Linked DNA regions of Homo sapiens: regions 1, 2, 3, 4, 5 and 6 are each linked to region 7. The links are chromatin loops, found by intact Hi-C in ENCODE. Cell type or tissue: heart right ventricle. All regions are shown on one strand. Region 1 overlaps SLC35D4 (solute carrier family 35 member D4). Region 2 has its middle 98 kb from the start of RBBP8-AS1. Region 3 overlaps CABLES1 (Cdk5 and Abl enzyme substrate 1). Region 4 has its middle 140 kb from the start of CABLES1. Region 5 overlaps CABLES1 (Cdk5 and Abl enzyme substrate 1). Region 6 overlaps CABLES1 (Cdk5 and Abl enzyme substrate 1). Region 7 overlaps SLC35D4 (solute carrier family 35 member D4).

Region 1 (4,000 bases), 47 kb before region 7:
TCACTTGAGTTCGGATGCCTGCCATCAGGCACTTCGTTCCACTTCCCGTGTCCTTTTCCCCACACGCTTCCTAGTCAGCCCCCTGTACTTAGCGGTGCCTCTGAGCCAAGCATTTGGTGTAGAAAAGGCTAAGTCTTAGTCTGTTTTGGAGGTGAGAATGTTCAAAGAAGCATTTAACTTCCAAATTCTTCAAAAGGGAGGCGCACAGCCAAGGCCGCCCTCATCTCTCTCCAGGGAAGGGGTATATTAAGAAAACTCATTTCCATTTTGTCTCAGCAGTGCAGAACTCGTCTCCAAGGTCAGATGTGCTCATTAACCTGTTCTCGGATCCTCCAGATAAAAACTTATCTGTCACCCAGCCTTTGTCCAATGCACCATCTCTCCGTCCTCACCTAATGCTCCCATCTTTCTGATCCATGACACATTCTAAGAAACCAGGTGCATCCTGGGGAAAGGAGTGATTAAATCATTAATTAATTATTTGCAAATATCTAGAAGCCAGAGGAGAGGGAAGAGGTTACCTCCACATCTCTCAAGGCTGGAAATTCCAGAAAGGTGTCTCAGGAATGGCAGCCACAGGACTCAGACCCCAGAAGTGCCTCGAACCCCCCAGCACCAAGAGAGTGTGTGAACCAGTGGCCCCGCTCTGTCCACACTTGGAATGTCTGCTTAAGGAAAGATGTTTCTGGCTTCCAGTCTTCCACATCCTGCAGGTCAAAACAGCTTCCATGGGGAAGGTAAGCTTAAGAAACTGCTTTCTTGCAGTGAGAGGTGGGATGTAGGCCAGGTTGGGAGAGGTTCAGCTACCATCTCCCTCAAGGGGATTTCATGTGCTGTCTTGGAGGCCTCTTTGGGTCTCCAAGCTGGGAGCAAGGCAGCAGACAGACAAGCAGAAGGAAGGAGTATGTTTATGAACCTCATCGTCACGCATTACCATCTCAGAAAGAAGTCTGGAACTACAAATACAGAATTCTCATGATAGGATATAAACATGGTGAGATTTTGGAACTTTTCTTTGTAGTTAAGTCATTTGGTATCACTTTCTGCCTCGCTTTATTGATTTGTAGCAAAAACCTTGATTACAAAAAAAGACCTGGGTATTGTCCTCAGGGGCAATAAAGAAGTAGAAGCCCAGCCAGACAGACAATTACAAGAATACAAAGGATAGGGAAAGAGATTTCTCTAAGTGGAGACTAGTGGTGGCTTTTTCTCAAAGATCATATTGAATGACAACTTTTGAGCTGATGCGCATGATGAATGTCCCTCTTTTCTCTTCCCTTTTTTTTTTTTTTTGAGACAGGGTCTCGCTTTGTCGCCCAGGCTGGAGTGCAGTGGCGTGATCTCAGCTCACTGTAGCCTCGACCTCCCAGGACTCAAGCACTCCTCCCGAGTAGCTGGGCCTATAGGCATACACTGCCACACCCAGCTAATTTTTAATATTTGTTTGTAGAGACAACGTCTCACTTTGTTGCCCAGGCTGGTCTTGAACTCCTGGGCTCAAGCAATCCCACCCGCCTTGGCCTCCCAAAGTGCTGGAATTATAGGCGTGAGCCACCGTGCCTGGCCCTTCTTTTTTTTTTTTTTATTAACATTTAATTTAGGACTTCTGCATCTATGGTCATAAATGAAGTGGACTAAAATGTTATTACCTCTCAATGCAATTGTCTGGTCTTGGAAACAATGTTGTACTAACCACATAAGTGAGTTCATCAGCTTCTCTGCTTATTATCCTGCAACAGTTATAGATGATCTTGACTCTGAAAGTTACCCGTGACTTGAAGGCCCCTGGATCTAGATCTCCTAGCTGGGGGTGATCTTTAATAGCTATTAGCCTAATCAAGTCTTCTCTTTCTCATTGTTGCATATTTTCCATTTTCACTTTTCCTCAAAATGTATTTCATCTAGGTCTCCCAATTCATTAATATTTAGCTGTTTGAAGAAATATTTTACATTGTTTGTGCCTGTTTGATTACCTTCCTTTTTTGTAATGTTTCTCTTCATTCCCCCCACCCCCTTCATTAGTCTTGACTGAAGTTAACTATGTTGTTAGTCATTCTTTCCTTTTGCAACTTCTTAGACATGGCCTGGGACGGTGCCAATGGAGATGTATTTCTTGGACTTGCTGAGAAAGGCTCCATCCCACTGATGGATGTTGGCTGTGCTGGCAGCTCCGCATAATGGAACACTTCGCTTGATTTATAAAGGACCCAACTTGTCATTTCTATGTCCTCACCATTGTCTTTATTGTCCTTGCCTGTTTTTACCCGCTGTTCAAGGCCTTCTTTGATTGGCTTCTCTCCTTGTTCTCTGACTGCCTAACTCAGGTGACTTTCAGTCCAGCTGGTAAAAAGGGACAACTGCCCTGTCCCCCACCATACCCACAGCCTGGGATTTGTGCCTCTGCTCCTCCGTGAGCCTCTTTAGCTTAGGAGGAATCCTGTCTGCCGTGAGATAGATAGCTGGTCTGCTCATTCCTCTGAAATGCACCTTTTGCCAAAAAAAACACATCTTAAAAATTTTAAACCAGCCCTTACTTGAAAAGAAGGTTGGTTTAGCAGCCACTCCGGTGCCTTCGCCGTCTGCCACTTCCTGGAAATGTTTGTATAGTCTCCTGCCTTCTCCTGAGTCACCTTTCCAAAATTCAAAATTCTCAAGTTTTATCACCTAAGGAACAAGTGTGCTGCTGCCTGAGACCCTTTATCTTATTTCTGTAGAGAATGTAGACTGAAGTTGTTTGCACCGTGGGACAACTGTGGGGTTGGACGGGCCCATTTTTAATCTATTCGGTACAGGCAAGACTCCTCTGAAAGGATGATGTGTTCTCTCCCCAGCACGTGGTTTCTACGTGCGTGATGCCCCACTACTGTCCTATTAATCAGTGATCTGTTTACAAGCCTATCTCCCCTCTCTGCATTGTGAACTCTTAAGGTCAAAGACTTGGAAGCCATCCCAGGACCAAGGTCAGTGCCGCAGAGCCTGGCTCAGTCACATTCGACAAAGGGTGGAAAGAACCTGAGCCAACCGGGCGCGGTGGCTCATGCCTGTAATCCCAGCACTTTGGGAGGCCAAGACGGGCGGATCACGAGGTCAGGAGATCAAGACCATCCTGGCTAACATGGTGAAACCCCGTCTCTACTAAAAATACAAAAAATTAGCCAGGCGTGATGGCGGGCGCCTGCAGTCCCAGCTACTAGGGAGGCTGAGGCAGGAGAATCGCTGGAACCCGGGAGAGGGAGCATGCAGTGAGCCGAGATCACGCCACTGCACTCCAGCCTATGTGACAGAGCGAGACTACATCTCAAAAAAAAAAAAAAAAAAAAAAAAAAAAAAAGAACCTGAGCCTCTGATCCTCCCTGGAGGGCACATGAACATGCAACAGGCTTGGTACTGGCTTCCTTTTTGCTCACTTGGAAAGTCAGCACAGGGGAAGAGGCTCCTCATGTGCTTGAAAGCTTAAAATTTGCTCTGAGACATGTAGGAACATGTAGTGTCAGCACACAAAACAAAATCTTTTATCATTAAGCCCAAAACAAGCATTTAAAAGCAAAGGGGTAAAATAGGGAAAAGAAAAAAAAAAAGGAGCCCCCTGTGACTCTGGAGCACTTGGAGGCTTACAAAGGAATGCACTGGTGTGAGTGTGTGACAAGAAGCAAAACTTTAATTCCTGACTTCCAGCTCCTGGGTGACAAGGTCATCCAGGATGATCAGTAATTCTACTAAAAACACACAGGTGTGAAATCTACCCAGTTTTCACTTCCTGCCTAGCCCTTGAAGAGCATCATTGCCACCTCCCCATCATTTGCTGAGCACTAGTTGTGGGAATGCATTGCTTTTCCCATTTGTACCAGGGGCTTCCTGAGTGATCCACCTGGTGGTGGGACCTAGAGCACAGGGCCCCCAGGTATTAGCACTGAGGATGGAACCACTGAAGCTGCCTCTTCGCTCCCCTCCTCTCTCACTGCACCCCAACCACCCAAGGCCACACAGTCCACTGAGTGGA
Region 2 (4,000 bases), 330 kb before region 7:
TAGGAGAGACGGTGAAACCCCGTCTCTACTAAATGTGCAAAAAATTGGCCGGGCGCGGTAGCGGGCGCCTGTAATCCCAGAGACTCGGGAGGCTGAGACAGGAGAATGGCGTGAACCCAGGAGGCGGAGCTTGCAGTGAGCTGAGATAGCGCCACTGCAGTCCAGCCTGGGCGACAGAGCGAGACTCCATCTCAAAAAAATAATAATATAATAATAATAATAAACTGCAACTAGCATGTATTTTTAAATGTATGTAGGGCATTAGACGCTCTGAAAGAAATAACTTTGAAAGAGGGCAAAGATTTCTCCCAAGATTGTCTTTCTTTAAATTTTTTGTGTTTTTTTTTTTTTATAGAGATGAGTTTTCACTATGTTGCCCAGGCTGGTCTTGAACTCCTGAGCTCAAGTGATTCTCCTGCCCCGGCCTCCCAAAGTGCTACGATTACAGATATGAGCCACTGAGCCTAGCTCCAAGATGGTCTTTCATTTGTAATTCAGTTACATAAAAAGACTAATGTTACATAAACCAAATAACACTAGTTCATTTATTTAACAAACATTTATTCAGCACTTTACCAGGCATGATACTAAGTACAGTGTCAGAATTAGACAAAATTTGACAAATATTCTCTAAAAGAGCAAGCTTTTAAAGAAACACCTAAGAATCTTACTTTGTCATCTTTGTCATCTCATAACATCCATGAGTTTAATTTTGAAAAATGCCACTGCAGAAATAAGCATTTGAACTGTATCTCAAATTTTACTATCCAACTGTGTATTTTCAGCATATCTAGCAGTTTAAGTGACACCTCAGTCTTTCTCTTTGCCGAGTTGAACTGTTAGAATAGTCCTTAGAAAGCCGAAGTGTTGACTGGACACAGTGGCTTACGGCTGTAATCCCAGCACTTTGGGAAGCTGAGGCTGGAGGTTCACTTGAGCCCAGGAGTTCAAGACTAGCCTGGGCAACATGGCAAGACCTCGTCTCATAAAAAAATAATAATAGGCCGGGCGCAGTGGCTCACACCTATGATCCCAGCACTTTGGGAGGCCAAGGCGGGCGAATCACCTGAGGTCGGGAGTTCGAGACCAGCCAGACCAACATGGAGAAACCTCATCTCTACTAAAAATACAAAATTAGCCAGGTGTGGTGGCACATGCCTGTCATCCCAGCTACTCGGGAGGCTGAGGCAGGAGAATCACTTGAATCTGGGAGGCGGAGGTTGCAGTGAGCTGAGATCATGCCATTGCACTCCAGCCTGGGTGGGCAACAAGAGCAAAACTCCATCTCAAAATAGTAATAATAATAACTAGGTGTGGTGGTGTGTGCCTGTAGTCCCAGCTACTCAGGAAGCTAAGGCGGGAGGATCACTTGAGCCTGGGAAGTCGAGGCTGCAGTGAGCCGAGGTTGTGTCACTGCACTCCAGTCTGGGTGACAGAGCAAGATCCTGTCTCACAGAAGAGGAAAAGAAAAGAGAAGAGAGACAAAAGAAAACTTAAGTGTCCTTACACTTGAATTCTTTGGCATGCACTTAAGCAAAGAATGAAACAGTTTTCTGCTATCACACCAGCAGAGGCCAGAAGAGAGCTATTTTTATTTTATTTTATTTTATTTTATTTTATTTTATTTTATTTATTTACTTTTTTTTTGAGACAGAGTCTCACTTTTATCGCCCAGGCTGGAATGCACTGGCGCGATCTTGGCTCACTGCAACCTCCTCCTCCCAGGTTCAAGCGATTCTCCTGCCTCAGCCTCCTGAGTAGCTGGGATTACAGGCATACGCCAACATGCCTGGCTAATTTTTTTTGTATTTTTAGTAGAGACGGGGTTTCACCATGTTGGCGAGGCTGGTCTTCAACTCCTGTCCTCAGATGATCCACTGTCTCGGCCTCCCAAAGTGCTGGGATTACAGGCGTGAGCCACTGTGCCCGGCCGAGCGCTATTTTTGGAGAAATAATTAGTTGGAAACTAGGGGCTGAGCAATCAAAAGAGAATTTCTAGGATATACAGGATATGAATTGGATACCTTTGGCACAGTAATGATAGCTCATCAGGCCAAAAAGAGCTTTCAACATAGCTATTGTTGAAATATACAAAGGGCAGAGGCAAGAATTCATGGTCTTGAGAGGAAAAAAAGTCAACATTGTGTACCTATATATTGGGCATTTAGGAATACAAAGAAATGTATGAGATCATATTACCCAGGGGGAGAACAGGCAGCCATAAAAAGATGCCTAAGAGGTCAAAGAGGCTTAGGCTGTGCCGAAGAAATCTTAAGGCCAATTAGAACCCAAACTATGCCTTAGGATGAGTTAACCTAGAGAAGCAAAGAGGAGACAATGCAATCTAAGTTGGGAAACCAACTAATTGGAATGTGGAAATGCTAAAATACTGAGTCAGAAGGGGCTTTAGAGATCATCTGATTCAAGCCTCTCACTTTGTAATGAAGAAACAGGAGCCCAAAGAGTCAGTGATTGCCAAGGTCCCAAAGGGCTAGAACCAGAATGTATGGCATCTGGGACCTCAGTTTGATGTTCTTTCCCCTTTGTAGGTATATGTATTAGAACTAGGGAGTAGAGCTAGTATGTGGTTTAAGTAAGCAAGGCAGTAAACTTGGGTCTTGACTGCAAAATTAAGACTTTAGACTTGAGTCTGTAGTACTGTGGTTTTTCAGACCATTAGTAGCAGATCCCTTTCTTCAAATTAAATCTTATACAGAACTTCAGTAAACAATGATACTTTAATAACATGAATTTATTTCAAGCATTCAATTTTATCACCTTTACTTATAAGTCCACCTAGTCAAATGTTTTCTGCACCTCAGGCCAATTATGTCTGAGGGTAAGTTCCAGGCATCAGTAATTTTGGGGGAGACAGACTGTCACCCAGGCTAGAGAGCAGTGGCACGATCACAGCTCACTGCAGCCTCAGCCTCCTGAGTAGCTGGGACTACCGGCGTGCCACCATGCCTGTTTTGTATTGTTTGACTTTGTAGAGTTGAGGTCTCGCCATGTTGCTCAGGCTGGTCTCAAACTCCTGGGCTCAAGCGATCTGCCTGCCTTTGAGCCACCACACCCGGCCCATCAATATTTCTTTTAAAGCTCCCTGTGTGATTCTGGTGTGCAGCCAAGTTTGAGAACACTGCCCTAAGTCATTGTTACAGGCTAGTACAGTGGCATTCAAACTTTGGTGTACAATAGAATCACCTGGAAGGCTTGTTAAACCACAGATTGCCAAGCTCCACCCCAAAGTTTCTGATTTTGTCTGAGCATTTATATTTTTAACAAGTTCACAAATCAGTATAAGGCAAATTAAGAAATATTGCTATGACAACAAGGAAAAGTAGTAAAATGTTAAACTTCAAGACAGTAGAAAACATTTTGAGCTGTGTAGTAATGCATTAATTTAGATGGCATCATCAGGCCCGCAATATATATAAAATGGATTTGGTGACGGCGTGGTCAGGCATAGAGTCAGGTGTGCAAGAAAAGCATTTAGTAACCTATTATAATATTCCAAATATGAGGAGCACCTGGGGCTAAGACATGGCAGTGCAATGGAAAATAAAAAATTTAGTAACCACTTAATGATTGTTACATGCCAGAACTAGCAGCTGAGAGTAGAAAGATGAATATGACAATTCTCCTCAGTGAGCCTATAACCAACTCAGTTGTCACAACGAACATTGCAAAATTAGAATCATTAAACTAGGTCTCCTACTAGAAATGGGGAGGGACCCTTGTTCTACATGTCATTTATAATTGTAACACTTTTTAAAAGAGAAATTATCAGTAATTCTACAGTGAACTTTCTTTTTACATATTTAAGAATCCAGGGACAATTATGTAGTAGATATTTGCCCAACACATTCTGCACTCAAATTTGAGGCTGCCCACTATCCCCTTGGAGATTTGTCCAGGAAATTTGCTTTTTTTTTTCTATTTATCCTCTAACCATTTATTCAGAAAGATAATTATCCATTATTCATGCTTACTGAGTCTG
Region 3 (4,000 bases), 99 kb before region 7:
GCGCTCTGTAACTTCCTGCCGTCTGCCACCCCGCCACGTGTATTTAACCCTCGCACTTTCTCCACTGTGGAGATGGCTGGGGCGGCGCCCCACAGTGTGTATTCCTGTCCTCTATGTTAGAGTGCATCAGAAGCACATTTACTGTGCTATCTATATCGCTATATAAAAGTGTTTTATAAAAACCCAGAATAGGAGCACGACGCATGATTGGTGTTTGAGGCGTTTGCCAGCTGGGACAAACTGCGTTTGGAGCTGTGGTTAAGCTGACTAAGGAGGCGGTGGCTCTTTCTTAACATTCCCACGTGCCCAGGGCTGTTCATGCAAGATTTTAATGGTGACTTGTCCTGGCTTACTGGGACAGTCTGTATGAGGCATGTCACCACACTGTCGCCTCATAGCTGCAAGAGAGAGGCACCAGCTGAAGTTCCCCTGACTGAAGAGAGCCTGTGGCCATGTAAAAAGAGAATTAAACTCTTGTTGCTTTTTGTATACCTGTATGCGTTTGTGTAGACGTGTGTCTCACCAGTCACCTTTGCCCTGCATTGCTGATCCCCTTGCGCACACTGATTCTAGTGAGGTCACAGATTCGGAGCTTCACACACCAGCCCAGAGAAAGGGCGATGGAACCGAACCGAGGGTCTGCAGCTTTCGTTAGCAGAGCTGTCAGATTCTTGACAGTCTTGGAGGATGGAGAAATTCAAGCAGCAGCTGGTGAGGGCCAAAACAGAATACTTGGCTTCTTCAGAATCTTAGATTGCACTGAGTTTAGTCCTAAATATTTTGCTAACAAATTTCCTTGGCCAGAATCAGTTGTAAGACAGTGATTTGGGTGGTGGGGGGAGGGAGGAGGGAGAGGATATGATTAATGTGGTCTCTTTGGCTGATCGAAAGCTAGATCAACTGGTACTTAGGGCACTTGCTGTTTATAAAGCAAAATTGAGAAAATATTCAAGGTGCCTCCATCGCCTGAACTACAAAATGCCCTTGGCCTTCCTCACATGGGGTCTGTCACCTTGCATCTCTGATAAGCCATCCACCTTCCTGGTCAGTGCCTACAGGGGGAGAGCCTTTCTGAGAAGCAGGTCCTGTGGTATCTGAGAATGGTCTAGAGAGCTCCCCACTGCCCATCTGCCCCCGAATTTCCTGCCAAGCTCTGGGGAGTGGGGTGGGGGGAGGGACGTCCGATGGATGACAGGCCGCCAGCCCAGACGTGGGGAGAGAAGCCTGAGTCCTTTCCTGTGTGATAAAATCAGGCTAATTTACTTGGATTTGGGGTGATTTGTTTGGTTTTTAGCATTTATGAGGTGAGCCCATGAAGTTAGTGGTCCATTACTTTTTAAAGATGCATTTTCATTTTAAACTGTCTCCTGGCCTGTGGATTTGTGGAATGGACAGTTTTGTGGGTTTTAATTTATTTGTGAGGAGTCGGGGCTGAGAAGGCATTTTATCAGGAGGTCTCCTTTTGCACGTCCATGACATGAGCTTTTCGGAGGCAAAGGAAGTGGAGGAGGGTGAGAGATGCAGGTCACTGCCAGAGGCACCTCTGTGACACGGAACATTCCAGACACGTCGCAGCCTTGGGCTTCGGCGAGGAGGAAGTCTGAGCCTGTGAAGCGAGAAGGCCAGGCAGTAGACTGGCTCTGAGGTTTTGCCCTTTGACCTCCTCCACAGAGGGCAGCTTCAGCCCCTTGTAAGCCCTGCCCCCTCTCAGGACTGCCCTGAGGCCTCTCCAGTCCTCCCCACACTCAGAGATCTGTGGGGAAGCTCCGCCCAGCCACACTCCTTGGGATAATACTAGCCGGTTCTGCCTGATTCCTTTTCCCCCGGAGCCAGCCTAGGGGGCCCGGGACTCCTCTAGTGAGCCTTGACTGTTAGGTAAGAGACAGGAAGCAGACAAGCCAAGAGGTTGCTGCAGCTGCCCCCAGGAGGAAACGGGCAGCAGGGAGTGTGGCCCAGCCCCCACTGTACCCCTCCAGGGGCCCGAGCCCTTGCCAGCCCAATGACACCTTGAAGTCACCACTTTTCCTTTCTTGCCCGCTAATAAAACCTATTTAAACAGGAAATTCATACCAAATGCAAATGGGTTTTGTTTTCCTTGGCATTTTGTTGTTCCGATCACAGATTTCCCTGCCAGGGTGTCTGTGGTTATCAGCTGCAGGCTCAGCTTGGGGCGGCCGCTTCACACAAGCCACTCTGTACCACGTGCCCTACCTTAGTGACGGGAGTAAGGAGCTTCCTTCCCCTCCATGTCATTCCTTCCTGTTCCCTTCATTCCCCAACAGCAAATAAAACTGTTGAATGCTCTGGCTGCTGAGTTCTTTATCTCTCACTCAGACGTTTCCGGCTTAGTGCTGAACAGCTGGCCCCTTGCCCTCCCCAGCCCTGGCTGCCTCCCGTGACTCCTGAGAGCCTGAAGCCTTTCTGCCCTGCTGCAAGCTTAAGTGGGTGGGGTGGGGGGAGGCTGGAGAATGAAGTGCATTTGAGCCAGGTGGTTTTGTTACCTGTTCAGCAACAAAAGACATCTTTCAAATCAAGGGGGATTTTTGGGGTTGGGGATGGGGGCGCGCCCTGACGTCACCTCCCCGGGGCTGTTGGCACAGTTGGGTAAGCACAGTGCTGAGGGCCAGCAAGAGCAGGGAGTAAACTGAGTGTAAATCTGGAATCACATCACCAACACCAATGTCAATAAAAAGCAGCTTCCAGTCATGCAGCTGCAAAGCAAAGCTGAGATTCAAAGCTGGAAAAGAAGAAAAATGGCAGGTGAAGGGGAAAGGTCCTCTTGCCACCTGCACACAGCCCAGCGGAAGGGACCCAGGCCAGGATGGGAAGGGGTGCTATCTAAGAGCCCCCACCCCATAAAGGGCCCTTTAGACTTCGAAATAGGTAGTCCAGAAAGGCTGCAAACCTAAGACTGGCAAAACCACAAAGAAATGCCTCGCGAGTACTGTGCTTCCTCACACACAGACTTCTTGACTTCAGATGACACATCATCTATACAACATCAATACACCTAGTACGGCTAGGTGTGGTGGCTTACACCTGTAGTCCCAGCTACTCAGGAAGCTAAGACAGAAGGATCACTTGATCCCAGGAGTTCAAGGCTGCAGTGAGCTAGGATCATTCCACCTTATTCCAGTCTGGGCAACAGAGCAAGACCATGTCTCTATTTTGTTTTTTAAGGGCTGGGTGGGGCAGGCACAGTGGCTCACACCTGTAATCCCAGCACTCTGGGAGGCCGAGGTGGGTGGATTGCTTGACACCAGCCTGGGCAACATGGCAAAACCCTGTCTCTACTGAAAATACAAAAAATTAACTGGGCATGGTGGTACACGCCTGTAGTCCCAGCTAGTTGGGAGGCTGAGGTGGGAGAATCACCAGAGTCCAGGAGGTCAAGGCTGCAGTGATCACACCACTGCACTCCAGCCTGGGTGAAGGGAGCAAGACCCTGTCTCAGAAAAAAAAGAAAAAAGTACATCTAACCTACTAAACATCACAGCTTAACCTTTCCTACCTCAAATACACTCAGAACACTTTTGTACAGTATTTGATAAATTACATGAGATAGTCAACACCTTCTTACAAAATAGGCTTTATGTGAGATGATTCAGCCTAGCATCTCCAAGGGGTATCATACAGCACATGGCTAGCCTGGTAAGGATCAAAATTCAAAGTACATTTATACGGAATGCTTTTGCACCATCATAAAGTTGACAGTTGTGCAAGTCAAACCATCATAAGCTGGGGCTTCCATATGCCATCTCTCACCACCATCTTGCCACTAAGAGCACGGCCCAAGGATCAGCAGCATTCACATCACCTACAGGCTTATTAAAGATGCAGAATCTACATCTTACCATTCCTCCTTGGTGATTTGTATGCCTGTTAAAGTCTGAGAGGCACCATTCCTCCGTATTAGCATAGGACATAAAACTGTCTAGGAAAGAGAAAGGTATAGAGAAAAATCTAAATTTTTTTCTTTAATACCAAAAAGAATAGTGCC
Region 4 (4,000 bases), 82 kb before region 7:
GTGTGTGCTTGTGTGTCTGCTTGTATTTTGTGTGTGAGTGTGTTTGTGTAGGTGTGCTTGTGTGTGTGTGTGCTTGTGTGCGTGCTTGTGTGTTTTTGTGTGTGCATGTGTGTGTGCTTGTGTGAGTGCTTGTGCGTGTGTGTGTGTGCAGGGTGCAGGGAGGGGCAGCAGAGGGTGGGAACTTCGCAATGTTCTGCCTTCTCCTCACTGTCTCCCTGAACTCATGCACTCACACGGCCAGGCTGCCAACAGACCTTGGGCGCCTCCAGATTTTTCTGGCCCCAGAGGACTGCTCTGATTCCAGCTTACCTCAAGCCAGAGCCTCAGCTATTGAAGCAATAATTCTAGGTGCAGCCTTGGACCTGAAACTGGGCGGGCACCTAGAGGCTACTCAAGGACCATGAACCGTGCCCTCCGGGGGTTGGTGAGACAAACCCGAGGTGATCATTCACCCCACCAGCTTCCCCATCACCTGACCGGAGGCTGAAGGGGCTTCGCGAGAACAAGCTGAACTACAGAGGCAGAGCAGGTAAATGGAGCGGGACAGGTCCTCACAGCCTCTTCAGGAGCTGGGTCAGAAAGAGTGCTGTGCTGTGCTGTGCTGTGCTGTGCTGTGCTGTGCTGTGCTGTGCTGTGCTGTGCTGTGCTTTGTTTGGGGACTTGACGTGGAAGGACACCTGTACCCCAAAGCCAAGGTCATGTAGCCCAACTCTTATAGGGGGTCAAAGGAAGTGGGATGGGGTGTTCTAGAAGGTGTAGCTCTCCCATCCCTGGTGGGCTGCTTTTCAGATGTCTAAAAACAATGCTAGGTAAGAATAAAGGGCTGAGAGACCCAAGAACAGATGTCGTGTGACTCCACTGATGTGAGGTTTCTGGAATAGGCAAATTCATACACACAGGTGGTAGAATGGTGGTGACCAGGGACAGCGAAGGAAGGAACGGGGAGTTAGTGTTCAGTGGGCTGGGGTTTCTGTTACGGATGATGAAAAGATTCCAGAAATGGATGGTGGTGATGGCTGCACAACACTGTGAACATATTTCATACCACTGAACTGTGCACTTAAAAATGGGGAAAAGGGCACCTTTTTTTTTTCTGAGATGGAGTCTCACTCTGTCGCCCAGCCTGGAGTGCAGTGGCGCAATCTCGGCTCACTGCAAGCTCCGCCTCCCGGGTTCACGCCATTCTCCTGCCTCAGCCTCCCGAGTAGCTGGGACTACAGGCACCCACCAAAACGTCCGGCTAATTTTTTTGTACTTTTAGTACAGATGGGGTTTCACCGTGTTAGCCAGGATGGTCTCGATCTTCTGACCTCGTGATCCACCCGCCTTGGCCTCCCAAAGTGCTGGGATTACAGGCTTGAGCCACCGCGCCCAGCCAGAAAAGGGCACATTTTATGTTATGTGTATTTTACCAGAATTTTGTTTTTTTTTTTTTTAGAAAAAGGAAGAAAGGACTGAGGGACCTAGAGAGGCTGTGTGGGAGAACAATAGGCCCAAGGCAGAGTGGGGCCCCAGCCTGGGGAGGAGGACATTCAAGCAGAGACTGCTGCCACCAGTGTTGTGGTGCTGGTATTTCATAGTTCTTCAGGCCTGCTATTCATAGCTCAGTCCCACCCATATGCACTTGAAGTTATTTGGAATCTAGGACTTAATTATTTTCCAGCTGGCACATACCGCCAAGTCAACCCCGGCGCTAGCCAGTCCCTGCCCGCCTATCCTCCCTGCCTCTCCTTGCTGCCTGGTTACTGAGGGAGGGACCCGCAGAGCCAGCTGCAATCCCATTCCCCTGCCTCCCCTTGCCAGGAGTGGTAGCCAAAGAGACAGGGCTGTCCCTCACTCATGCTACAGGAGCCACACGACATGCACTCTGCAGGACTCATGGAGCTCAGGGCAAGGAGATCTTCAAAAAGTCCTGCTCTGCTCCTCTTACCTTTTCTTCTCCTCTCTACCTGTCATCTAGTGCCATGATAATGCTGCAAATCGAACCACCTCAAATCTTACTGGTTTAAACTAATAGCCATTTCTTTTTTCTCATGAGTCTAGATTTTGCTGGGCAGCTCAGCTGGTCTCACCCAGGCTCACTTGTGTGTCTGCAGTCAGCTGAAGGCTGGCTGGTCTAGGATGGTAATACAGTTTGGCTGTGTCCCCACCCAAATCTCATCTTGAATTGTACTGGCATAATTCCCACATGTTGGGGGAGGGACCCAGTGGGAGATAATTGAATCATGGGGGCGGTTTCACCCATACTGTTCTTGTGGTAGTGAATAAGTCTCATGAGATCTGATGGTATTATCAGAGGTTTCTGCTTTTACATCTTCCTCATTCTGTCTTTGCCTGCTGCCATCTATGTAAGATGGGACTTGCTCCTCTTTGCCTTCTACCATGATTGTGAGGCTTCTCCAGCCATGTGGAACTGTAAGTCCAATTAAACCTCTTTTGTAAATTTCCCAGTCTTGGGTATGTCTTTATCAGCAGCATGAAAACAGACTAATACAGATGGCCTTGGCTGGGAGGACTTAGCTCTGCTCCACATGGTCTCTCAAGCTTCAGCAGGCTAGTCTGGGCTTGTTCTCATGGTGGAAGCTGCCAAAGAAAAACTGCACCAGACAGAGTTAAACAGGCAAGGGAAACTTTATTCAAGACTACTGCAATAGGAGAGAGAGATTAAACTCAACTCTGGATACCACAGAGGTAACTAGGGATTTCTAGCCAACAGGCAGGGTGAAGGAGTCAATTTATCAAGAGGAACTTGTTAGGCATCAAGACTGGGGGTGATTTTTGCTAAACTGGCCTGGCAGAATTCTTGCTAAACTAGGTTGAGCAGGCCAAGGACAAGGCCTTGGGGCTCCGAGGAGGAGGGCTCAGAGGAGTCTGTCTAAAGTTGGATCAAAGATGGAGTCCTCATCAAAGCAGAAGTCCAATAGAACATGTGGAATATACAACACTTCTTAAGGTCTAGACTCCAAAACGGGCAGTACCACTTCTACTGTGTTTATTGGCCAAAGCAAGTCAGGAGGCTAGCCCAAGTCCAAGCAGTGGGGGAATGGCTTCATCACATTGCAAATGGCATGGGCACAGGGAAGGGAGGAAAAATGGGTCTATCTTTCCAATCAATTGATTTCCTACTCTCTTCTTGGGAAGACCCTCTTCCACTGATCAAAACCACTGGGCAGAATGTAGAGCCCCACATACTCCCGCAACCTGACTTATCTGGTGCCCTGGCTGAGTACAGAAGGCTGAACCCTCCCAGAAGGCGCCTGGAAGGGAATTGGAACCCACACAACCTAGGGACTACATGTGCTGATGAGGTTCTCAAGACCAAAAGAAGGCAGAGAATACAATGGGAGCTTAATGAACACAATGCATATAAGTCAGAGACTTGGTCTTTGGTAAAAGCAAAAGTCTGGCTTTCAGAAGTCAGTGTAGTGTCACACCAGGAGCAGAATAGCAATTTACTAGGAAGTGTAGTCATCAAACTATTCATGGCCATCATTTCCTGGGGGTTATAATCCTATATTTCCTGGGAGCTATAATTACTGTAACCCATCGTTTCTTAGGGGCTATAACTACTATAAATTAGTAATCAAACTAATAATGGCTGTCATTTCCGACAGGTGCTGAGGCTGGTGCTAAATGCTACGCGTGAAATCATGTCTAGCATGATCTAAGTAGCCATGGTATTATAACTCCCATTTTTATCATTAAGAAAATTAGGGCTGGGTGTGGAGACTCAAGCCTATAATCCAGCACTTTGGGAGGCCGAGGTGAAAGGATCGCTTGAGCTCAGGAGTTCGAGGCCAGCCTGGGCAACATGGTGAGATCTCAACTCTACTAAAATTAAAACGAAAAAAATATTAGCCGGGTGTGGTGGGGCTCACCTGTGGTAACAGCTACTCAGAGGCTGGGTTGGGAGGATTGCTTGAGCCTGGGAGTTTGAGGCTGCCGTGAGCTGTGACTGTGCCACTGCACTCCAGCTTGGGTGACAGAGCAAGACCCCATC
Region 5 (4,000 bases), 120 kb before region 7:
ATTAAAACTCTGTAGCCTTATGTCAGTTCAGGTTGGGTGTTGGCACCAATGAGTACCAAAACAAATTTCATTTTTCAGATCTCATTGAATTTCAGAATTGCAAATAGGAGAAAGTGGACCTGAATGTGGGGTGACAACTGTAGCTTGATCAGAATGCAGAGCTAGCAATGCCTGGGAATAATCACTGGCCTGTTTTTGTCTTCACCTTTTAGACTGTTTCCTATACCCAATTTCTGTTACCCACAAATGCCTTTGGAGCCCGGAGAAATACCATAGACTCCACCTCCTCTTTCTCCCAGTTCCGTAACCTGAGCCACCGCAGCCTCTCCATAGGCCGGGCAAGCGGCACCCAGGGGAGCCTCGACACAGGTAACCTTGGCCTGGCTGGGTCTGGTAGCTCGTGGTGGGAGGGAGGTGCCTCCATTTACATGGGGATTGAGTCTCCCTGTGATGCAGACTGGAAGACAGGGGCTCGCAGGTGACATGACTTTTAGGAAAGCCTGATCTCAAGCCATGCAGGCCCGCAATGAAGCCGCAGGTGATTTCTCTCTAATCAGATGACCCAGTCGTTGACAGCCTGAGCTTCCACGTGGAGAGACGCCAAGGCCGTGCACACCATGTAGAGATGGCTGTGTCTCCCAGCTTCCCTGACCACTCAGCTCCCCCCAACAATGACCTGGTTCTGTCCTATATTTTCATGGTGCTCAATTCGGACTTTAAAAAAAAAAATCTGGGCTCTGAAGTGCAGGTTCAGGTGTGAGAGTTTCCTTTGTGCCTATCTTGGTGGGTGAGCTGAGTTGGCGGCTGAAGGAAGACTTGCATGCTTCCAGCTTTGCTGATCAAACCTTTGTAAGAACTGGCACGTGGAGAAAACACTTTAGGAAGCAGTGCCGTGTCTACTCTCAGGGAAATTCCAGGTGGATGTGAAGTTCCCTAGGTCTGCCCAAGTGCTGAGTTCTGAATCCCTGTCCTAGTGTTCCGGCCACCTCTGATCGTTCGCAGCTGTGCCTTGGTGGCCGCTCTGATTTGTATTCATACGGACACAATAGCATGCCTGGAAGTATTCGCACCAAATCGTGCTGCACAGGCGTCTCCAAATTTGATCTGCAAGTTTGAAAAAGGAACCTCTTCGGGGCCACACTCTGAGAGTGTCTTCTGCATCTTGCACGCTGTGTGAAGTTTTTTGCTCTCCTGGCCCAGGGAGATTAAGACATAATTTTCTAAAATGGAAAAAAATGTCAGGATGTTAACAATTTGGTGAACCCTTTTAAGAGGAGAATCCACTTCACTGGCACACGGAGATGTCTAATAAAAGTCAGTGAGTGCCGTGACGTTGAGCTAAGTGCCCTAAAGCCAGCCTTTCTTCATTCCAGCTATACTTGGCATTCTCCTGGCTGTCTCTGCTGGGGAGGGTCCGGAGCCGCTAATTATCATTTTGCATTTTGCATGTGATCTTCAGGTAGTGACCTGGGAGACTTTATGGACTATGACCCAAATCTCTTGGATGACCCCCAGTGGCCTTGTGGCAAACACAAACGCGTTCTGATCTTCCCTTCCTACATGGTGAGTAGCGTGGAATGGAGGCTCCGTTTGCTGCACCGTCAGTTGCCCCACCTGGGTTGGTGGCCGGCTGGGGGCTTGTTCAAAGACTGCTCTGCCTGGGGGACCTTCATGAGGAGCTCCCCGGTGTGGGTGCCCACGGAAGGACCAGTATTGCCTCCTGTCCAGAATCCTGCTGGCCACCTGGCCTGCAAACACCACTTTCAAGGCTGGGCTGCCAGTGTCCACAAAGTCACCAGCTCAGGTTGGGGGACCCTCTCCTCTGAAGGGGGATGTCCGAGCTTATACCTCCACAAACCCCCGTGGAGAGGACCAGGCCCATCCCTGGTAGCGCTGAGTTCAAGTCCAGCTCCGTTTGGAGTTCCTTGGTGGCTGCAGGCCTTCGTGTGCATGCTGAGCAAACATTTGGCCCCAGGCTGGGGATGACAGAATTCTCTCCTGGGAAAGTGAAAGTAGGACACTGTGGGTGTTACATGCAAAACCTTTCTCTGCTGTTTTTATTTCATGGACTCTTCCTGTTTTTCCCTGTGTGTAATTTTGGTTTCTGCTCTCGGCTGACCACTGTTTCCCACCACCAAGGGCTGCCATCTCCTCTGCAGACACCAGAGGGGCCTGGCGGGGCCCTGGGCGCTTTCTCTGGGCCGACTTGCCCTGACTCTTGCGGCAAGCAGAGCCCCGCCTGCTGTGGGAGGAGGGGGAGCTGCACTTTCAGAACAGTCGATTGGCCAGGCCTGCCATGCACAGCATCAGGTGGGAGACATCCACCCAGAATGCCCCCACCACCTCCCTGCGTTTTGCATGTCCTGGCCCATGAGCCGGGCCTGGCGGGGCCGGCACAGCCGAGCGCTTCCTCCTCTGGTTCCCTCCCTCCTGTGCTCCCAGCCTGAGCTGTTCTCTGGAGCCCCAGCCTTAGGAGTGAACCAGGGGGTCTTTTTTCTCCCCTCGGCTTTTGTGTCTGCAGTAGCCAGAGTGGAAACCAATCCCCCGTACTCAAAGGAAACCCAGATCTTCATTCAGAACTGAGGGTTCTCCGCTGTTTGTCAGAGAAACACCAGGCAGAACTTGGGGCCTTGCCAGTTACTTTCAGCACTTATCCTCTTGTTCTTTGGCACATAGTTCAGTGGTCATTTTCGTATGCCACACGGCGTCAGAATGCATTTAGTCATTGGAGAATTTATTCAAGTCAAAGGCATTTAGTTTGAAATTGCCGCTTCTCCTCACTCTCCCTCACTCATGCCCCAACTTCTAACACAGAAAGCAAAATCAGAGTCATGTATAATTACTTTTCTTCCACTCTATGATCTGTTTATTTAAAAAACCAGGGCATATTCATCTTTGGCAGAGGCAAGCACGTAATAAGTGTTCAATAAATGACCAGAATGATTGCCCTGATGTCAAGGAGGGAGCAACTGGTGTAAGAATAAGGATGCTTTATGTGGTTCACTGCCTTACTTATTAAAATTCACTTTATTTATTAAGCAACATGGCCAGGAAACTGGCTCAGGGAGTCCAAGTGAGGCTTTCCTAGTTGATAGACAGGAAATGGGGGATCCAGGCTAGAGCTCCTGGCTCGAGGCTGTTTTCACGTTGCCCAGCTGTCTCTGAATTCCACATTCCTCAGCAGTCAGCCCCACAACTGCCGACCTCGGGGTTGGACATGAAGATCATTCTTTGGGCCAACAGTGTAGCAGATTTCTAGGTAACCAAGAGAATAGGAAGGTACACTATTTCGATGTTGGCGGGAGCTGTCCTAACAGACACGTGCCTGGTGATAATGCCGACCTCTCCTTTTATAGGCCTAGTGTTGGGCTGGTGCTAGATCTGATCTTTTTTATCTGATCTTTTTTTTCTTTAAATGATTTCATTGTGAGCCTTGAGGTTCCAGGCCGCAGTATGTGTGTATGTGCGTGTGCACGTATACACATACAACTTTTCCTCCTTAGACTGTGCTAGAAGACTTGCCAAGTCAGCATGTATGTCCTGCCCTCCTCATTTGATGTTCCCAAGTGGATCATTTTTAATTTCACTGCATTGGCTCTGCAGTCAGTGCTTCTGGGAATAGTCCATGCTATAGAGAATGGAATTGCGCATGGACTGCATTTTCCTGGTCGGCTCCTGGAGACCTATGTTTCCTATTCTGGCCACAGATGTTGGCACTTTGATAAAATGTGGGAAATCCACGTTTCAGAATTCTCGTCTAAGTTCTTGACAGTGTGTTGTGTATTACAAAGGGCCTCAACCCCCCAGCTCCCTGGAGACTTCTTTCCTAGAAGCCGACATGGGTTACAGGCCGTTTCTCATGCATTTGCATTGAACTTGTAGGAAACAGAGTGGGGCAGTTGGGGGTGGGGGCGCTGGGGTGTTTGCTTTATTTTTGTGTGTTGGGGAACAGGTATAGAATTCGCCTGTTGAACCAAGTATTGATTGAGGCCTTATTATG
Region 6 (4,000 bases), 130 kb before region 7:
TTGATCTTTCTTGCTAAATCCTACCTTTCAAAACAAGCCCATTACAGAGAAGAGGAACAGATGTTGCCCAGCTTTTTCACTGTAACTGTAACATCAAACCTTCCCATAGCTGTAAACACTCTTCTCAGATGAAGCTTGTAAATTATGCCATTTTCTGGGAAGAGTCCCAGCCTTAAACCAGCTCCTTTTTCCTCAACTAACACTTGCCAAGGCCAGCCTGAATCTTTCTGCCTTTTATCCACATTAGTCACGGCCTTCTCTTTTCTAGTGTGGATTTGTGGTTTGGCTTGGTGACCCTCAGCTCACAAAATGAGTTGCAAGCAACTTTCTCAACTTTCCTAAATAGGCAGACCCCACTTAGTAAACAGCTTGTCCAACACTTCTATCCAAGACCACTTCTCTTCCCCTCGCTTTCCAGCCCCCATTGTGGGCTACTGTGCCACCGCCATAGGGCCAGGAGTGGGAAACCTGGGCCCTGCAAAGGAATTTATGGATTTACATGTAGAGAGAGGGAAGGAATTGTGAAAAACAGGAATAGCTTAGGGGAAAGGGTCCTGGAGTCCTAAGAAGGAAAGGGAAGTTCAGAGAAGAAGGTGAAATAATACAAACTTGACCTTTAAAGTGTTACTCAGCTGGGCACAGTGGCTCATGCCTGTAATCCCAGTACTTTGGGAGACCGAGGTGGGCGGATCACAAGGTCAGGAGTTCAAGACCAGCCTGGCCAACATAGTGACACCCCATCTCTACTAAAATTACAAAAATTAGCCGGGCATGGTGGCATGTGCCCGTAGTCCCAGCTACTCGGGAGGCTGAGGCAGGAGAATTGCTTGAACCTGAGAAGTGGAGGTTGCAGTGAGCCAAGATCGTGCCATTGCACTCCAGCTTGGGCAACAGAGTGAGACTTCATCTCAAAAAAAAAAAAAAAAAGTTCCTGAGGGTCAAGCCTGGACCAGGAAACCAAGAGGAGAGACTCAACTTCCTCCTATTTTTTTACCCTCATACACCCTCTGACCTTTTGCTTCTATGACCCGAGCTCTTGTTTTTGCTTTTGGGCTGATTCAGTTACATTATAGGCTCAGAGAGCCTTGGGTAGGCTAATCTCCACTTACTGCATCAATGAAAAATGCATTCTGAGTTCCAACTTGCCAGCCCAGGAGCTTCTAGAGCACGACCCACTGGTGAGTGAGAGACTGCAGGTGTTGTATGGAGAACTAGTCCTAGAATTGTCCCTATGCATAAGGGAACCGACACCAGCCACCAAGTGCTCTTTACTTCCTGAGATCTGGATGTGGGTTGGTATTTCTGTACACATGGATCCGACCAGAAGAAAGTAGGAGAGAACCTAGTAAACTTGAGATTGGAGGTTATGTGAAATCACCAAACTAGATGATTCCAGCAAAAAGAGTTTCTGTGATGTGTGTGTAGGTTCACACCCCTTAAGATAACCATACTTGACTGTATGATAGTCGCAGGAGTCACTTACTTACTACAGATGCATCAGAGACCATGTGATGAAGAAGATGGCTTCCCAGTGGAGTTGCAAGGTGCCTCTGGGGGGTGTGTTTTTAAATTGTCAACAGCTTCCACATGGTGTTTATATCCTTAACTTTTGGCATTGGGGGCATTCAGATGAGGTCATCCGCTTGGGTCCATTTCCTGAGTGTTGATCATTTTGCGACACAGAGAACAGCGTCTTCTATTCTTAGAGCCTTCAAGCCTAAATGCTCCCTGCCTGGCTCCAGGCCCATGCCCCCTTCCTCCCCACCCACTTTCCCCAGAAAATTTTTGTTGTGGAAAATTACACATTCACAAATTGTGTTTCTTTCCTCACACCAAGCATATTCCCACACAGAGACAGATTCTGGAATGATCTCATGGATGACTCATGCCATTATCTGGCTGTTTATAGGAGCTGCCTTTAGACAAAGATTTGGTCATAAGCTACGTTAAGACCCCTTCATTGTCTGCCAGTTGCCCTTGCAGGGGATGGCTTATGGCTTATCGATGGAGTCCTGAGTGGGAGTGGGAAGGGACTTCTAGACTAAAAGCTGCTTTTGACTTCACTTTTGTCCATCAACTGTGGACCCTGTTCCATTGTCTCTGAACTCTGGAGGCACCTTCTGCTTGATGTCAGCAAGCAGGCCTGGTCCAAGATGGCAGCTGCACTGTATCGGAAGGGCAACAAACGGGACTCTTAAGCTAAGGGGAAGACTTGTGTCGTCGACTTCCGGCCCATGTGTAATCTCTTAATTAAAATTTAGCTCACAAGTGGTATTTCCTTTCGTAATCCAGCTTTCAGGCTTTGCTTTAGGTGCAGGAAATCTCTCACTCCTTATTCTCTTTGAAGGGTCTGGAAATCCTGTTAATATTTAATTGGCTTTTAAATTATTGACACATCAAAGTGTTCAACCTATTGTTGTCCTTTGAAGAGCTAGCGCCTAGTGGAGCTCCTGGCAGGTGTTCCAAGTTCTTGGGCTTAGAGCACCATTAGAGAAAGGATGGTGGAGAGAAGTCAGGACCACTCCATTTTGGAAGCAGAAAGCCTTGGAACCTAGTTAATTGGATCACACTTTTTCCATCTAGTTTCCAGGTGTTAGATATTTAAGTCTTGTCTTTTTTTAAGAGAGTAATATTAATTAGTTCATTGATCATGCTCCCTGAGGAAAGGGCCATAGCTTGAACTTCTTGTTATCTAATAGGGAATCTTGTTTTCCTGTCAGAATCTGTTTCATGCATTATGGCTCAGTGAGCAGCTGGCTGGGCCTCTGCCAGGGAGCCACAGAAGAGGAAACTAAAAATCATTTTGCCTTTTACAAAAGATGAAGTCCAGAGTCGGCCGTTTTATGATTAATAATGACCTAGGTATTCCCCTTTGGCCCCAAGATAGCTAGATTAGCCACCTGCTTTGATCAGGTGACTCCACAGCTGTGCATGTGTGCTTTGTGCTGAAGAAGCCAAAACTAAGACAGGGGTCCAGGGGTTTCTAACAGTGAAATTACAGGCATTCAAGGAGAGCTACATTAAATTAATTTTGGTGCCATCCTATGAAGGATGAGTTTACACTCCCAAAATGAACCAGCCTGTTTTTCTGCTCATTGCTTAACGGTATAACTGCTGCTTGGCTGTCTCCCCAAATGTGCTTTTACCTCCTGTTTTAATCCCCACCCCCATCTTCTGAGTCCCTCCCTTTTACCCCCTCCAGTCACTCCCACTCCCCCACCCCCGTGGGCCAGTTTTAAATGTCAGCCTTTGTTTAAAAAAAAAAAAAAAAAAAGTATATATCTTTGTGCTGGATTTTCAGTGTGCTTGTTGCCTACAGCCTCTGCAGAAGTTCACAAACTTGCACAGAATGTGAAAGCAGCTCCTCTAGGTACATGTGGCTAAGCTGCAGCGCTACCCAGGACTGTAGAGAGAAGGAATGACAACCTTGCATCGTCCACAGTTCCTTGCCAGTAGTTCAGTTAGGGTGTCTGTAGAAATGAGATCACTTCCTATAACCTGACTAACCGTGTTCACCTCTGAGTAAAAGCTGCAACATTTTAACCTAATATACACAACTTTAGACAATATTCATGTGTAGTATTTGAACTTGCCTCTATGCCATTTTTAAAAGGAAGTGGAATATAAGTAAATTAGTAGGGCCAGGCACGGTGGCTCACGGCTGCAACCCCAGCACTTTAGGAGGCTGAGGAGGGCGGATCAACTGAGTTCAGGGGTTCAAGACCACCTGGCCAACGTGGTGAAACCCCATCTCTACTAAAAATACAAAAATTACCCGGGTGTGGTGGCAGGCGCCTGTAATCCCAGCTACTCGGGAGGCTGAGGCAGGAGAATCGCTTGAACCTGGGAGGCAGAGGTTGCAGTGAGCCGAGATCGCACCACTGCACTCCAGCCTAGGCAACAAGAGTAAAACTCCATCTCAAAAATTATTAAAAAATAAATTAGTATTTGAACACTAGATGTGTCTGGGAAAAATCTGGCTCTTTCAAAGAAAGTGAAA
Region 7 (4,000 bases):
GAACAGCACGGGGGCCAGACCAACTGTGCAAATTCATTTTAGTTTGAGGTCCAAAGGGTACATTTGTTTCTTGTGAAGTAAGTTCATTCTTTTAGTTCCACTTGGTGCAAGAGGAAATAATCACACATATTGGCTGCTTCCCTCTCTGGAATTTGAACTTGGTCACAAACAAGAAGTCAGGAGATTAAAAAAGCAGAAAGCCTTCCAAAAATGTCCGGAGAAAAGGAATTAAGCATTTCCACAGCAGATAGCTTGTCTTCCAAATCTGGAATTTCTGAACCCCTTGGAGAGCCTGGTCTTCCAGACCCCTGGGCCTTGGCCTGTCTCTCAGTTCTGGGGGCCTGGGGGAGAGGGCTGATTTTCCTAAGTATTGCTAGTATATTAAGTGTACAGTGGAACACACAGGCAGCATTTCCTTCACCACTACGCTATTAATCAAGGGTTTCAGATCAAAAGACATGATGGGCTCCTATGCTTTCTTGGAGACCCAAACGATCTCAAATGATTCAACTATCTATTGGTAAGGAAAGTTCTGAGTTCAATTTCTTTGGAGGGCTTTTTAAAATTATGACTGTTATTTTCTTTGTGTTGTTTCTGCGAGTGAGTGTGTGTTTAACTACAAGGAAGGGATTTCTTGGGATCTGGTTTTCATGAAGCCCAACAAGATTTCTTGTTCTCTTTCAGCCACGATTCCTCTGAATAGCTCTACTGTCAAACCGTGTTGGTAGAGGGAATTTGTAAATGACAACATCAGTTGTCATTTAGTGTGCGAAGAGCGTGGATATATTCTGAAGTCCCTTTCCCCATAGAAGTGATAGGCAAGGGTGCCCTGGGGACCCCAGACCTAGAGAGTGGCCAGAGCCCTCCATTCAGGCAAAGTGGAGGGAGAGTCTGTCCACGTCCATGGAGAATTCGTTCCGTCTCTTTGGCAGCTGTGTGCTCTTGGCCCTTTCCCAGTTTCCTTCTCAGTGTGAGAGGAACTGCAGCGCAGCCAATGTGATAATGAGGAACGGCGGAGAGGGAGACGAATGAAACTTAGGACCTTGAGTCCTCTCAGGCTTCACCCCTCTCAGCACCCAGTCTTTCATCAGAAATGCTCCAGCAGGGTGAACGGGACTCATGGCGCGTGGCAGCTTTTACAGCCCAGCCCAGGCTTTGGAGGGGGTCTAAAGAGCAGAAGTGTGGTCAGAGGAAGACTAGGAGGGAGGAAAAGAAAGAAAGAAAAAAAAACACAGTCCTCGGGAAATCATAACCCCCACCCAAATCCTGAAAACTGACCCCATAATGAGAGAGAGAAAATAAGAATAGCTAGCCCTTACCTTTGAGCCATTTCTAAAACCATCACACATTGGTTTCTCACACACCACTTAGCTGACTTCACACCTGTCCCTCCTCCTCCTAGAATTAGCGAGTCCTTGAGAGTGGGGATGCTATTTTCCTCACCCCTGCACCCACTGTGTGTCAGCACCATAACCAATATACCCAGCACACAGCAAGCACTACCAAACCAAGAGTATTGGAAAGACCTGATCATCTCTTGCCTTCCCTAGAGCTAATGTTCTAGTTTCCAGCTGGCTCTGTGGTCCTCAATTTCAAGCTGACCTCAAATATTCCCCTTCGATGCCTTCCACCTGGCTTCTCTTTTGCTAAAGTAGTACTCCTAAGCAGAGAGGGTGCACGGCAACCCAGGAACAGCAAATGTTAGTGACTGTGCTATAAATACCCCCGGAAGAGGTTGCAGCGTGTGGCTGGCTGGCCCCAGCCACATGCAAACTCGATCCAGGAGTCTGCTGCAAAACAACACTCCTGCACCATCTAGTGCTGAACTACACGGCTTAAGCACAAATCAAGTGGCTAAAGAGTTTGTAAACAAGGCTGGGCGCGGTGGCTGACGCCTGTAATCCCAGCACTTTGGGAGGCTGAGGTGGGTGAATCACGAGGTCAGGAGTTCAAGACCAGCCTGGCTAAGATGGTGAAACCCCATCTCTACTAAAAATACAAAAATTAGCTGGGCGTGGTGGCGGGTGCCTGTAATCCCAGCTACTCAGGAGGCTGAGGCAGAGAATTGCTTGAATCTGGGAGGCAGAGGTTGCAGTAAGCCGAGATTGTCCCACTGCACTCCAGCCTGGGCGACAGAGTGAGACTCCATCTCAAAAAAAAAAAAAAAAAGAGTTGTAAACATGTTTTGCTACAGCAACACGCGGCTTATGCAATGGAGTCCGAGTTAGGCCCTCACTGTTGTGTTCTGCAGTTACAATTCTGCTGACTCTGAGTGAGCGAGTGAATCCCATCTTTCTAAAGATTACAAAGCATGAAATTGCCATGGTGAAAAGTGTGACACAATATTACCACATTCGAGACTAACTGATATTTGAACGTGAAGAAAATTTCCTCTCATGTTCTCGCCCTCAAAACTGGCAGGAAAACAGGAGGTCGGTTCCAAGCAGTAATTAGTGCTGCTTGCTCTGTCTCACACATGAGCCACAGACACACCAGGTAACAAGGTTGTTTCTGGGTCAGATTCCTGAGTCTCCCTGCTCCTCTTGTTCCGTGAAATTCTCTAGAGCTCTCTTGAACACCACAGCTAAGGGGCCCCATACAAATAGGAAGTATAAACTCTTTAACAGGGGAAATTTCCTCTACTATACTTAAAAGAGTGCAAGGGGGAAAGGTGATCCTCTTCTCAAGGAAGGTTCTGAGATTCTCGGAGCAAACTCTGTGGTGGGGCCCATGCTGAGGGCATGAAGAACTGTCTGCCTGAGTCCCACCACCGCTGCCAGCGCACTCCAAAGGTGCACCTGCAAGAGAGCTCCTCCTTCCAATCACTCAGGAGTGAGTGAGGAGGGAAGCTCAGTCAAAAGCACTATCCAGAAGCCCTCACACACCCTCTAGAAGAGTTAAAATAGGACTGACAATGTTAAATGCTGGTAAGGATGTGGAGCAACTGGAACTCTCACATACTGCTGGGTGGGAGTGGAAAATGGTACAAACACTTTGGAAAACATCCTTTCTTAGAAAGTGAAACATACATCTACTCTAAGACCCAGTAATCCTATTCTGAAATGTTCATCCAAGAGACGTGAAAACATAAGTCACAAAAAGGCTGGTATGAGAATGTTCAGAGCAGCCTCAAGCTGGGAACAGCCCAGGTGAGCATCAACAGGTAAATGGATAAACAAACGTGGTATATGCATACAATGGAACCCTACCAGCAACAAAAAGGAACAAACTCATGATATACGCAACAACATGAATGAATCTCTAAACATTGTGCTTCATGAGCCAGACACAAAAAGTACTGATGATTCCATTTATAACAGCTTGAGAATAGACAGAACTTATCTATGGTAACAGATATCAGATCCATAGAGGTCTCATGGTGTGGAGAGGGAGTGACTAGGAAGCTTTCTGCAGTGACAGAAATGTTTTATATCTTGATGGGGTATAAGTTACGCAGGTGTGTAGATTTGCCAAAATTGATCGAGCTATACATTTAACATGTATATTTCATATATGTAAATTACATATCAATTTAAAAATGTTTTTAAAGTACTACCAAATAACTAAGATACAGGTAATAAAAGAAGGGGCTGGGTGCAGCAGCTCACGCCTGTAATCCTAGCACTTTGGGAGGCCAAGGCGGGTGGATCACTTGAGGTCAAGAGTTCAAGACCAGCCTGACCAACATGGTGGAACCCCGTCTCTACTAAAAATACAAAAATTAGCTGGGCGTGGTGGCGGGCACTTGTAATCCTAGCTACTTGGGAGGCTGACACAGGAGAATCACTTGAACCCAGGAGGCAGAGGTTGCAGTGAGCAGAGATTGTGCCACTGTACTACAGCCTGGGCAAGAGAGTTCGAGACTTTGTCTCAAAAAAAAAAAAAAAAAAAAAAGAAAAAGAAAAATAGAAAAAAAGAAGGGGTAAGAAGAAACCAAAAAGAATTGAGCCCTGCTGTAAAATGTCAGAAAGTATGAACAGATTCTTCCAAGACTATCCCT

The links. A loop is a pair of places that touch in the nucleus more often than their neighbours do. Peaks named below come from ENCODE experiments on the same cell type or tissue, not always from the same donor. Only the 100,000 strongest peaks of a DNase experiment are listed, where the experiment ranks them.
Region 1: a loop joins it to region 7, with 2.3 times the contacts of the local background. A loop is called at or near these places in 9 of 110 quality-filtered maps.
Region 2: a loop joins it to region 7, with 4 times the contacts of the local background. A loop is called at or near these places in 16 of 110 quality-filtered maps.
Region 3: a loop joins it to region 7, with 2.1 times the contacts of the local background. A loop is called at or near these places in 15 of 110 quality-filtered maps.
Region 4: a loop joins it to region 7, with 3 times the contacts of the local background. A loop is called at or near these places in 12 of 110 quality-filtered maps.
Region 5: a loop joins it to region 7, with 4 times the contacts of the local background. A loop is called at or near these places in 30 of 110 quality-filtered maps.
Region 6: a loop joins it to region 7, with 14 times the contacts of the local background. A loop is called at or near these places in 28 of 110 quality-filtered maps.

The regions. Positions count from the first base shown.
Region 1 is chr18:23,309,827-23,313,826 of GRCh38, forward strand. The region is part of intron 13 of SLC35D4 (solute carrier family 35 member D4); the gene reads right to left. Among named protein-coding and RNA genes, the nearest start is that of SLC35D4, 130 kb to the right of the region's middle. In heart right ventricle, no CTCF peak of the experiment used is centred here; a DNase peak (open chromatin) is centred at 2,115; H3K27ac peaks cover 525 bases.
Region 2 is chr18:23,030,118-23,034,117 of GRCh38, forward strand. No RefSeq gene overlaps it. Among named protein-coding and RNA genes, the nearest start is that of RBBP8-AS1, 98 kb to the left of the region's middle. In heart right ventricle, a CTCF peak has its summit at 1,560 (motif pointing right); no DNase peak of the experiment used is centred here.
Region 3 is chr18:23,258,165-23,262,164 of GRCh38, forward strand. It overlaps CABLES1 (Cdk5 and Abl enzyme substrate 1), which reads left to right. Exons shown (of 10, transcript NM_001100619.3): 10 at 1-2,306. It also overlaps a transcript of SLC35D4 not described here. Among named protein-coding and RNA genes, the nearest start is that of CABLES1, 120 kb to the left of the region's middle. RefSeq lists enhancers at 1,135-1,798, 1,429-1,478. In heart right ventricle, no CTCF peak of the experiment used is centred here; DNase peaks (open chromatin) are centred at 1,806 and 2,377; H3K4me3 peaks cover 1,007 bases; H3K27ac peaks cover 2,249 bases.
Region 4 is chr18:23,275,011-23,279,010 of GRCh38, forward strand. It overlaps a transcript of SLC35D4 not described here. Among named protein-coding and RNA genes, the nearest start is that of CABLES1, 140 kb to the left of the region's middle. In heart right ventricle, a CTCF peak has its summit at 1,543; a DNase peak (open chromatin) is centred at 1,540; H3K27ac peaks cover 353 bases.
Region 5 is chr18:23,235,683-23,239,682 of GRCh38, forward strand. CABLES1 (Cdk5 and Abl enzyme substrate 1) reads left to right here. Exons shown (of 10, transcript NM_001100619.3): 6 at 213-369; 7 at 1,460-1,563. It also overlaps a transcript of SLC35D4 not described here. Among named protein-coding and RNA genes, the nearest start is that of CABLES1, 100 kb to the left of the region's middle. RefSeq lists enhancers at 1,891-2,080, 2,091-2,210. In heart right ventricle, a CTCF peak has its summit at 2,184; DNase peaks (open chromatin) are centred at 2,049, 2,279 and 2,619; H3K4me3 peaks cover 1,048 bases; H3K27ac peaks cover 1,932 bases.
Region 6 is chr18:23,225,492-23,229,491 of GRCh38, forward strand. The region is part of intron 4 of CABLES1 (Cdk5 and Abl enzyme substrate 1); the gene reads left to right. Among named protein-coding and RNA genes, the nearest start is that of CABLES1, 92 kb to the left of the region's middle. RefSeq lists an enhancer at 1,162-1,261. In heart right ventricle, no CTCF peak of the experiment used is centred here; DNase peaks (open chromatin) are centred at 1,650, 2,152 and 2,779; H3K27ac peaks cover 4,000 bases.
Region 7 is chr18:23,357,232-23,361,231 of GRCh38, forward strand. The region is part of intron 11 of SLC35D4 (solute carrier family 35 member D4); the gene reads right to left. Among named protein-coding and RNA genes, the nearest start is that of SLC35D4, 79 kb to the right of the region's middle. RefSeq lists an enhancer at 1,521-1,640. In heart right ventricle, a CTCF peak has its summit at 1,817 (motif pointing left); DNase peaks (open chromatin) are centred at 950 and 1,790; H3K4me3 peaks cover 1,854 bases; H3K27ac peaks cover 2,319 bases.